Regions from separate parts of the Mus musculus genome. Here region 1 is linked to region 2. The links are chromatin contacts, found by POLR2A ChIA-PET in ENCODE. All regions are on one chromosome and are shown on one strand. The core of a region is the stretch at or near the end of the contact, and the rest is flanking DNA. Distances in the headings are between cores, read along the strand shown. Region 1 holds the start of 2510002D24Rik (RIKEN cDNA 2510002D24 gene). Region 2 has its middle 8.8 kb from the start of Gm41429.

Region 1 (5,078 bases), core at 1,679-4,178, 150 kb before region 2:
GGGCTGCCACTGTGTACTTGAGATTTTCACAACTCTCGGCTGCCACATCTGGTGTTGATGTTCTCAGGGGAGATGGCATGGACAGAATGGACCCACCTGAGTGCTCACAGACACCTGCCTCAGTGCTTGGCTTCCAGCATGTGCACACAGGTGTCTTTCAGAGTATTACAGTGATGAAATGCCCAGATCCAGTGGGCAGCAGGCAATTAGGGCTGGAAATGCTTTGCTCTGTGTTCCAGGTCAAGTAAGAGCCAGTCAAAGTCTAGGTCAAGGGTAGGGTTGCAGTTGCTTATCACTTGTCCTTCTCCTGTGGTAGAGGGAGGTTCCAGTCCGTAGGGGGCCTTTGCCTCAAGGCCCATACCAAGGTGTGCTTCTGAGCAGCCTGGACCCGAACCTGCTCGCTCTCACAGAGGGATCGCTGTACAAATGAGACTTGGTCACTTACTGTTTCACCACTGGATCCTAGGGCTCTTAGTACTGCTGCATGGCACCTATATCACCCTCTTCCTCAACACTCTTCTGAAGAGAGGAACACATGGGAGCACATGGTACACACAGGCTCAGCTGCTTCTATACCACACTCCTTGGCAACTGTTCTGTTTTAGCACACACCGGTCATCTTACTTCAGCAGTTTTATTTTGTGTTCTTTGGACATGTTTTAGACAGGGTCTCAAGTAGCCCAGGCTGGTCTCAAGATCACTATGTATGACCTTCAATTCTGAGATTGTTGTCTCCACCTCCCGAGTGCCGCAATTATAAGCATGCACAACTATGTTCAGTCTCTGCCTTCAGCCATGCAAAACCCGCTAAGCCTCAGCAACAGCAGACCTGGAGAGTGTGGAGCTAGTTACCCGCCTAGCCTGGGAGTGAGGACACTGGGTGGGGAAGAGAGGGAGAGCGTCTAAAATTACTGTTGGACTCTGCACAGGGTATGTGTAAAAGGTGCCCCCCATCCTGCCAGCTTCTTTCAGCCACTGCCAACAGACACTAGACAGTGTATTATGACAGGGCTGATCCTGGCAAAGTGTCAGGTGCTATGTAGGCCTCTTTACAAACATTCTTAAACTGGGAGCGGTAGTATTCCCAACAGTTGGCAGACAAAGCCAAAAGGATCTGAAGTTCCAAACCAGCCTGGGCTATACAGCCAGACCCCATCTCTAACATGATCACATGATCATTATTACTTAATAAGCAAATAGGAGCCGGGCAGTGGTGGCACACGCCTTTAATCCCAGCACTTGGGAGGCAGAGGCAGGAGGATTTCTGAGTTCCAGGCCAGCCTGGTCTACAGAGTGAGTTCCAGGACAGCCAGGGCTATATAGAGAAACCCTGTCTCGAAACAAAACAAAACAAAACAAAACAAAGAAGCAAATAGGGGCCTAGTATGTGGGTGAATGCCTGTAGTCCCAGCACTCAGGAGATGGAGACGTCCAAGTTCAGAGAGATCCTGCCTCAGTATATAAGGTGGGAAGTGACTGAGGAAGATGCCTAATGTCAACAGAGGGTCTCTCTACATGCAATGTGTGCACATATATACACACGCATGCCACGCACTCGCACACACAAAGACTTTTTAAAAAGGCTTGTAAGGACTAGAGAGATCCCTCAGCAGTTAGAGGCTGCTTTCCAGAGGACTGGGATTCGGTTCCCAGCACTCAAACATCAGCTTACAACCATCTGAAACTACAGTTCCAGAGGACCCTCAGGCAGTAGATTCACATGGTACAGATAAATATGCAGGAAAAACACACATAAAATAAGAATAAAAGTACTTTAAAAACTATATAGAAGCCTAGTGGTTGTGGCACACGCTTTTAATCCCAGAATTCAGGAGGCAGAGGCAGACGGAACTCTGAGTTCAAAACCAGCCTGGTCTACAGTGAGTTCCAGGACAGCCAGGGCTATACAGAAAAACCCTGTCTCAATCACAACAACAAAAAAAAATAAATAAAAAAAAATAAAAATAAAATAAAGAAATAATTGCTTCTGTGTTCTGAGTTTCCCGGTGAATTGCTTCTCCATGACCCTGGCCATTTCTCTATTCAGAAACATCTTTGTTTCTTACACTAATTTATGATAGCTGACATATAGTTACAGACAGTTAAGTTTCCAGTCTTTTGCTTTCCGCCATGTTTTTTACTTTCGCCATGTCTACATGGCTATCTAGAGTAAGTAGAGGTTTCTTCACATCTCCCTCGAAAAGGTCCAGCAACAGCCTCCATACTTGTCTCTGTCCTCTACAGTACCCTTCACACTCTCAGGTCCAGACTGACCTGCCAAAGATAACTCAATTCACAAGTACTGGAACATTTTTAGGTGCTCTTGGACTCATTCTTATGCCCTCTATAGCCCACCCTCGTGCTCCAGACACGTTGGCTTTTCTCTTCCTCCGTCCTATCCCCAAGGGCTGGGTGAAGGCAAGCTTGCTGTCAAGCTGATGACTCTAACGCTATAAGGTTACTCTCTCCAAGCCTCTCTATACTTCCCTTCCTTCTGCGCCCCCCTCCCCGCGCCGCCCCACCCCGTAACTGAGGCTGTCTAAAGTCTCGTTGATAACGCAGTTTGGTACTCAGGAGAGAAACACGAGAGAGTTGCCCCAAGGATCTGCGCATACATCCACACCCAGCCCGCACCTGGGCCTCGGCGCTGCGGCTCTCCTCCCACTCGCGGCAGTTAGTCAGGTCGCGGAGCCACTGCCTGCAATCCGGCCGCTTGCCGTGGACGTAGTAGTGGTGTAGGACGTGCCCGACGCTGCGGCAGAGCTCCCACTCGGCGCGGTAGACCTCGCACGGCCGGGGAGGCTGCGGGGAGAGACAGCGGAGAGCGCGGGCAGCCCCCAGGGCCTGATCCCACCCAGCCCAGGAGCCCAGGAGCCAAGCACACTCACCTGCCAGCTCCCTGCGACCGCCATGTCCAGGCCCCGTGTGACTGACAGGGACATGAACCAATGAGCTCCAAGCAAACGCGCACTAAACAGGACGTCTGCACTGAGTGGCTGATAGTCAGAGGCCACACTACCTGGTGTCTAGCCGATGGCTTGGCTTCAAAGTCACATAAGGTATTAATTAGCATTCGGAAAAAACAGGAGTTCTGGTCAGTTCTCCCAGTTTTTTATTTTTCAAATCCGTATGTGGTTCAGTTTTTGAAGTACAGACTCTTGAACTCTTGAGTAACCCACCTGGCGGACTGAAATTGCAGGTATGTAGCCTGAGCATACACAGAGTGTAGGTGAGCTTGATTTGGTGTATGGAGAGGAGGAAGGCAGTGCAGGATGACTAAGGGTGAAAGAAGTTCTCCTAGAAGTGACAGGCTCAGGGTTGCACACCTTTAATCCCAGCATTCAGGAAACAAGAGCAGGGACATCTCAGTGAGTCAGTTCTAGACCAGAAAGGAATATATATATATATATATATATATATATATATATATATTAGTGAGACCCTGTCTCAAAAAGGAAACAAACCCAACAACAAAAACAATTTAAAAAAAAAAAAAAAAACCTAACTGGAGATCATAAGGTGAGATGACTCAGCTGTAGAGAAACTTGTGAACAGAACCAAGGACCCGAGTTTGATCCCTCCTAGTTTGATCCTTCTAGGCGACAGAAGGGACTCCTGAGCACTGTACTCTTATCTACACATGCAGTCACATTTTTATTAGTGCACTTGTGTGTATAACTATGTATGTGCAACACATATACTTAGATCATCTGGAACTGGAGTTACAGTTATAATTACAGGCTATGAGCCACCATGTGAGTGCTGGGAAGCAAACCTGGATCCTCTGCACGAACAAGTGCTTAACTGAGCTCTTTCCAGCCTGACCAAGTTAGCTAACAGAATCCTACAAATGAAAGCTGTCTTACTGCTAGGGAAACTGAGACAGCCCCATAGGACAGGTCGGGCAGGTTACCACAGCATTTATGCCTTCCAGAGCCACATTTGGCCAGTAATGATGTATGTGCCAGAGTTAGGAGCCAATTAAGTTTATGGATATTTCTAAGAGCAAATGGACACACTCTGGAACTACAAACATAGAGGGAAAGTGCACCCTCCATGAGGACCTTGCTAGGCCTGACCAGCTCCACTCCAAGCATCAGGGAGTGACATCCATCCCTACAGCCTCCACAAGTCTCGGAAATAGTCTCTAACGACAGGATGAAGTAGGGTGCTGCTGCAAGGGGGCCTTCCTATGACTTCTGGCTAGTGGCCCATACCACCAATCTACAACATACCATATCAAACTAGAGGCGAGTTTTAATCAGTTTATTTAATTCTTCAATAAGAATTATTCTCAGGGAACAAATTTTAAATAGCTGGATCAGCATGTCAAAAGACCTTACATCATACAAAGTGCAGATCTGAAGACAATAAAACAGTAAGAAAATGGGGTATGGGGGAGCCTCAGTGGCAGAGTGTGTGGCATGCTTAATATTCACGAGGTTCTGGTTCAATCCTAGCACTTGAAAAACAGACAAACCATCAGAACCTTGGGTAATAAATGTAGCGGAGGGCGGGCAGTGGTGGCGCACACCTTTAATCCCAGCACTTGGGAGGCAGAGGCAGGTGGATTTTTGAGTTCAAGGCCAGCCTAGTCTACAAAGTGAGTTCCAGGACAGCCAGGGAACTCTGTCTTGAAAAGCCACAAAAATAAATAAAAATAATAATAAAAAATAAATGTAACGGGGGCACGTTACTCAAGCATGTATTCATTCTGCCTTTCATATCTGGCTTCATCATGGAATTCACTGAGAGCGAGCAGATTAAAATGAGAGCGCTTTCATCTGGATGAGATCCCTTCTGAGTCACTGTAAATAAAAACAGAGGCCATCTTTGTCTGGTACTCAAGTGCTGGCCTGAGTAGCCATGATGGGCTAAAGACACTGCACCATGAACAGACATGGGGAAGAAGAGTGAGTCAGGAATCGGGAGCTGCTCTGCTGAGGCTGTGAGGGCCCTGAAGCTGGAGTTAGGGAGTGGAGGAGGCCACCACCTAGAGGACCCCAGCGCTCTCTCCCCCAGATCAAGCACACAACCTCCAAGTTCTGCTGCTTTGTATCCAGGACAAGCTTGATAGT
Region 2 (4,567 bases), core at 1,394-3,893:
ACCCTGGCTCCCAGGCCTGCCAGACCCTTCCTGTTTATGCTCTGGGGGATGAAGTTGCAGCAGGGCAGGTGAGTGGGGCTCCAGCACAGCCTTTGTTCTTGACAGCTTGAAGTGAAGAGACCTAAGCTCACAGGAACAAATGCCGCACAGGAGGAACACACATGGCTGAGAGTCCCTTGAACTTGGCTTAGAAGGGAGAGTGTGGGGCATTCAGCTAGCCAAAACTCAGTAAACCTACCAAGCAATATGCAGGGCAAGAGAGAGTATAGCATCTCCTGTGTCCAGTGGCCTCTTCATCCTGGGATGCTCACCCCTGGATGAGGTGCTTGGAGCTGCAACCTCAGCTGGGGGTCAATATTTATTTGTTTGTTTGTTTATGATGTGTGCACAGCAGACAGAGAGAGAGAGAGAGACAGAGAGAGAGAGAGAGAGAGAGAGAGAGAGAGAAGCAGGCGGTGTACACATATGTGGGAGGCAGAGGACAACCTCATTTGCTCTCTACTTACTGAGATAAGGTGAGATAAGGTCTCTCACTGAACCTGGAGCTTGACCAATCAGCTGGGTGGATTGGTCAATAAGTTCCAGGGACCTATCCTATTTCCTTCCCCAGCTCTGGGGCTAGGTACAGGTACAGGTACAGGTACAGGTACAGGTACAGGTACAGGTACAGGTACAGGTACAGGTACAGGTACAGGTACAGGTACAGGTACAGGTACAGGTAGACACAGGCCCTGGTGCTTGCATAGCAAGCACTTCATCCAGTGAGCCATTTCCCAGCCCTTCAGTTACTTTTTAAGATGGTGTTCCTGAAGTCTGACTTGCATAACCTAAAATGTGTGCAATCCACTAGGACATGCACTCAGGCCATCCCAGAGCATCCCAGCACTCCAGCAAGGGGTGGGTGCCCTGCTCCTTGCAGTCTTCAGGTACAGGTTCCCTCTACTTTGCCCTCCAGCCATACACATAACTTAATAATATTTAGAGAAAATAACATGGCTGTGCACTGCTGGAAAGTACTTTAGGTAAAGGAAGCAGAGGTGAGGCAGAGAGCATGTTACTGAGTACACGAGTCCCACACAGCAGTGTCTCCCATCATGCACAGAGCACAGGAGTCCCACACAGCAGTGTCTCCCACCATGCACAGAGCACACGAGTCCCACCCAATCTCTCCCATCATCTCTAGTGTCAACTCGACACACACTTGACACTCTTATCGGGGTTGACCCGAACCCAACCAACCACATGCTGGAAAATGTTTAATTTTTTTCAAATAACACTTATAGGCAGATTTGCAGTTTCCATCCAGCAGGTGCGTCATAGAGATCCAGCCATGACATTTACTTATAATCACAGAAATTGGAAGTCTGAAACAGGAGGATGGCAAGCAAGCATATCTATGAAGGGTGCCAGGGAACGGGAGTTGTATACATTTGTGAGCTGCGATGTGGGTGCTGAGAATTGAACCAGAGTCCTCTGACAGCAGACAGTGCTCTTAACCACTGAGCCACCTCTCCAACTCCCAATTTTTAATTCTTAGAGCAAAAATAAATAAGTACATTTATTTCATTAGCATGCAAATTTGGGGATTTTTAAAAAGTAAATAAATGGTAAATTACAGGTACACCAAAGACATTTTAAAACAAAATTCTTTATGGTTTGTTATGGTTGTTTATCACATAAAAATTTGATTTTGTAGGGGCTGGAGAGATGGCTCAGCGGTTAAGAGCACTGATTGCTCTTCCAGAGGTCCTGAGTTCAAATCCCACAACCACATGGTGGCTCACAGCCATCTGTAATGGGATCTGACTCCCTCTTCTGGAGTGTCTGAAGACAGCTACAGTGTACTTATATACATAATAAATAAATAAATCTTTTTAAAATTTTTTATTTTGTCGATCTATTTCATATGCCTATGTACCCAAGGCTGTACAAAAAATCCACAGGGAGAAGGGATCAGTAAGGGGAAGTTTCAGGAATGTTGGTTTTGAGAGTCAGGGAACACTGGGTCAGTCTCTGAATTACCTGGTTGATTGTGCCTGGGATATGGGCAGCTTCAGAACTTAGGGTCTATGGATGCTATGTAAGCAATCTCTCCAAGGTACTCATCATGCGCGCGCGCGTGCGCGCGCGCGCGCGCGTGTGTGTGTGTGTGTGTGTGTGTGTGTGTGTGTGTGTGTGTGTGTGTGTCTGTCTGTCTTTGTACATGTATCTGTCAGTGTTTATAGGAGTGTTCATGTGTTTCTGTGAATGTCTGTCTGCATGTGTCTCTGTACTGTACATGTCTGTCTCTGTGTATGTGTCTGTGAGTGTGTCTGCGTGTATGTTTATGTGTGTCTGTGTGTGTCTCTCTGAGTGAGTCCTCTGTCTGTGTGTGGTGTGTTTCCATTGACCCTGTTGGGTGGAAGCACCGCAGGTTTTTCTCCAGCTTCCTCCCTCCCTTCTCTACATGCTCACCTTTGCTGAAGCAGAGCCTTGCCCTTAGGGAGTCAGAGCCGTGAGATATCTCCTCTCTTGGCGACTAAGACCAACGTCAACTAAAACCACACCAGAAAAAGCAGCTTCTGTCCAGCACGTGCCCTACAGAGATCCAACCATGACATTTACTGCCCATCTGCCTGATAGCTGGGATCTGAGGCCCCCTGTCGGTGGAAACTGGCCAAATCACTCAGATTGCCCTGCCATGATTTGAGTCACCTTCTGCCTTGGGCTCCGAAGATCTGGGCTGAGTGAGCACTCTGGAATGAAGGCGGGCCTGAGCTTAGATATAAACACCGTTTCTCCCTGTGTGTCTCCTTCTCTCTGGGTCTCTCTCTGTGTGTTTTTCACCCTTCTTCCCACCCCTCCTTCTTTCCCTCTCTCTGTTCTTCCCCGTTCTTCCACTCTTCTCAGTTTTATTGAGACATTCTCCAAGCCCAGAACGCAGGGTTCTGATTTGTCAGAGGTGAGTGCAGGCCAGCTCTGGGAAGAGTAGGATTCTCATGTTCCAGGAGAGGCTGACCAGCGCTGCAGACTGAACTGGGGCCCAGCCGTCTGCTGACCTCTCAGCTCAGCTCAGCGCAGCGCAGGGCAGGCCCTCCCTCCTGCCCTTCTGCAAACCGCACCGCCCTGGAGACTGGAGTGTTTGTGGCAGCCTGGTCCCGCCCTCCCCCTCTCCTGGCGCCTCCCGGGTCCCACGCTCCGCCCAGGCTGAAGCAATGACTTATTTGTGTATTGAGGTCACGGCAGCCCCTGGGGACAGAGTTGTCAGCCTGTGCCGCGGCCACAGGGTAGGCACTCACCAAGTCAATAATCGGTCTGAGGACTAGCGACTAGCCTTTTATTCCTTAGGTCTTTGAATTTTAAATTTTTTTATAAGAAAGGCATTTTATGCTAAAATTATAATAAATGTTTCTTTTCTGTCCTATTCACATTAAAATTTTTTTAGCTATATAGTTTATTTCTAGGTTCTCTTCATTTTCTCTCACTCACTTTACATCTCTATCTCAGTACCCCTCTCCTCCCTTTCCATAACACGCCCCTCTTTCCAACCTGAAAAGGGGAATCCCCCCCCCCCCCACCAGTGTTTCTTTGAAATGAGAATGTGCCTGCGGGTTCAGGAGGTGAGATCTGGAGGATCCTGAATTACAGGCCAGCTTGAGCCGCATAGGGAGACCAAGTCAGAGAAAGAGCCGGGTGGGAGGGAGAGGTGGAGAGATGGGGAGAGGAAAAACAGGCTTGGCTGAAGGCTTGTGCTTGTTATACTAGTGTTTAGGAAGAGGAGGCAGGATAATCAGAAGTTCAGCCTCAGCTACATAGTCCATTTGAGGCCAGCCTGAGAAACATGAGAACCTGTCCCCAAAACTAGTGAGCCCCCTCCCACCGAATAAGTAAAATAAGCACATGCAAGTTTCAGAGAGACCGAGCTGGGAAGCTCAAGGCATCACTAGGCCACCCAGCAGAGAGAAGTCACCACCTCCTTTGCCTGGGGGTGGGGGTGGGGAGTGTGGATGTGTGGATGAACAAGCAGTCCCTGATTGTCCTTGTGCTCTGACAGGTCACCTTGCTGCCCTTTCAAGCACAGGACCCTGGCCTGGGGGTCACACAGATGCCTCCTTCTCACTATGCAGAAGCCTGCTGCTTTGTAAGCTCCTTTGGAGGCAGGGCAGTTTGCAGCTTGCTGAGAAGAGCATGGGTAGCAAGGCCTCCACACACAGGCAGCTCTGCTGCAGCCTCAGTGATGAGAGGCAGTGAAGCCTCTGAGCATGGTGGGCACAGTCTGAGGGTCCAAGATGCTGCCAGGGTCCTTCCTTCTACCCTGTAGAAGCTGTACATCTGCCCAGTTGACAACAATGGGGTTCTCCACTATGAAGGATGGACTACGGGGCACCCTTGAGTACGTGAGAGTTTCTGTGTAAGCACCACACCTAAGAGAAAAAATGATCTGCATTTCTCTTAGGTTGACTTATTTCACTTAACACAGTGCTCTCCGATTGCAATCATTTTTCTGCAAATGACGTCATTTCATTCTTTTTGGATGAATAAAAATCCATTGACTATATACACCATAACTTTTTTACCCTTCTATCTG

What was found. ChIA-PET counts read pairs that join two places held with the same protein, here RNA polymerase II (POLR2A).
Region 1: POLR2A ChIA-PET joins it to region 2 with 11 read pairs in embryonic stem cell. The contact joins the promoter of 2510002D24Rik here to the enhancer-like site in region 2. POLR2A ChIA-PET finds 5 or more read pairs at or near these places in 3 of 5 experiments (Patski and embryonic stem cell).

Annotation. Positions count from the first base shown.
Region 1 is chr16:18,834,430-18,839,507 of GRCm38, reverse strand. 2510002D24Rik (RIKEN cDNA 2510002D24 gene) reads right to left here and starts at 2,928. Exons shown (of 3, transcript NM_001033164.2): 1 at 2,889-2,928; 2 at 2,635-2,802; 3 at 1-418. The coding sequence starts at 2,912. The coding sequence ends at 293. It overlaps Ufd1 (ubiquitin recognition factor in ER-associated degradation 1), which reads right to left. Exons shown (of 12, transcript NM_011672.4): 12 at 4,247-5,078.
Region 2 is chr16:18,685,664-18,690,230 of GRCm38, reverse strand. No RefSeq gene overlaps it. Among named protein-coding and RNA genes, the nearest start is that of Gm41429, 8.8 kb to the left of the region's middle. Within about 2 kb of position 2,643, at least 2 of the 3 ENCODE cell types and tissues checked have a DNase peak (open chromatin) inside an H3K27ac peak, as active enhancers do.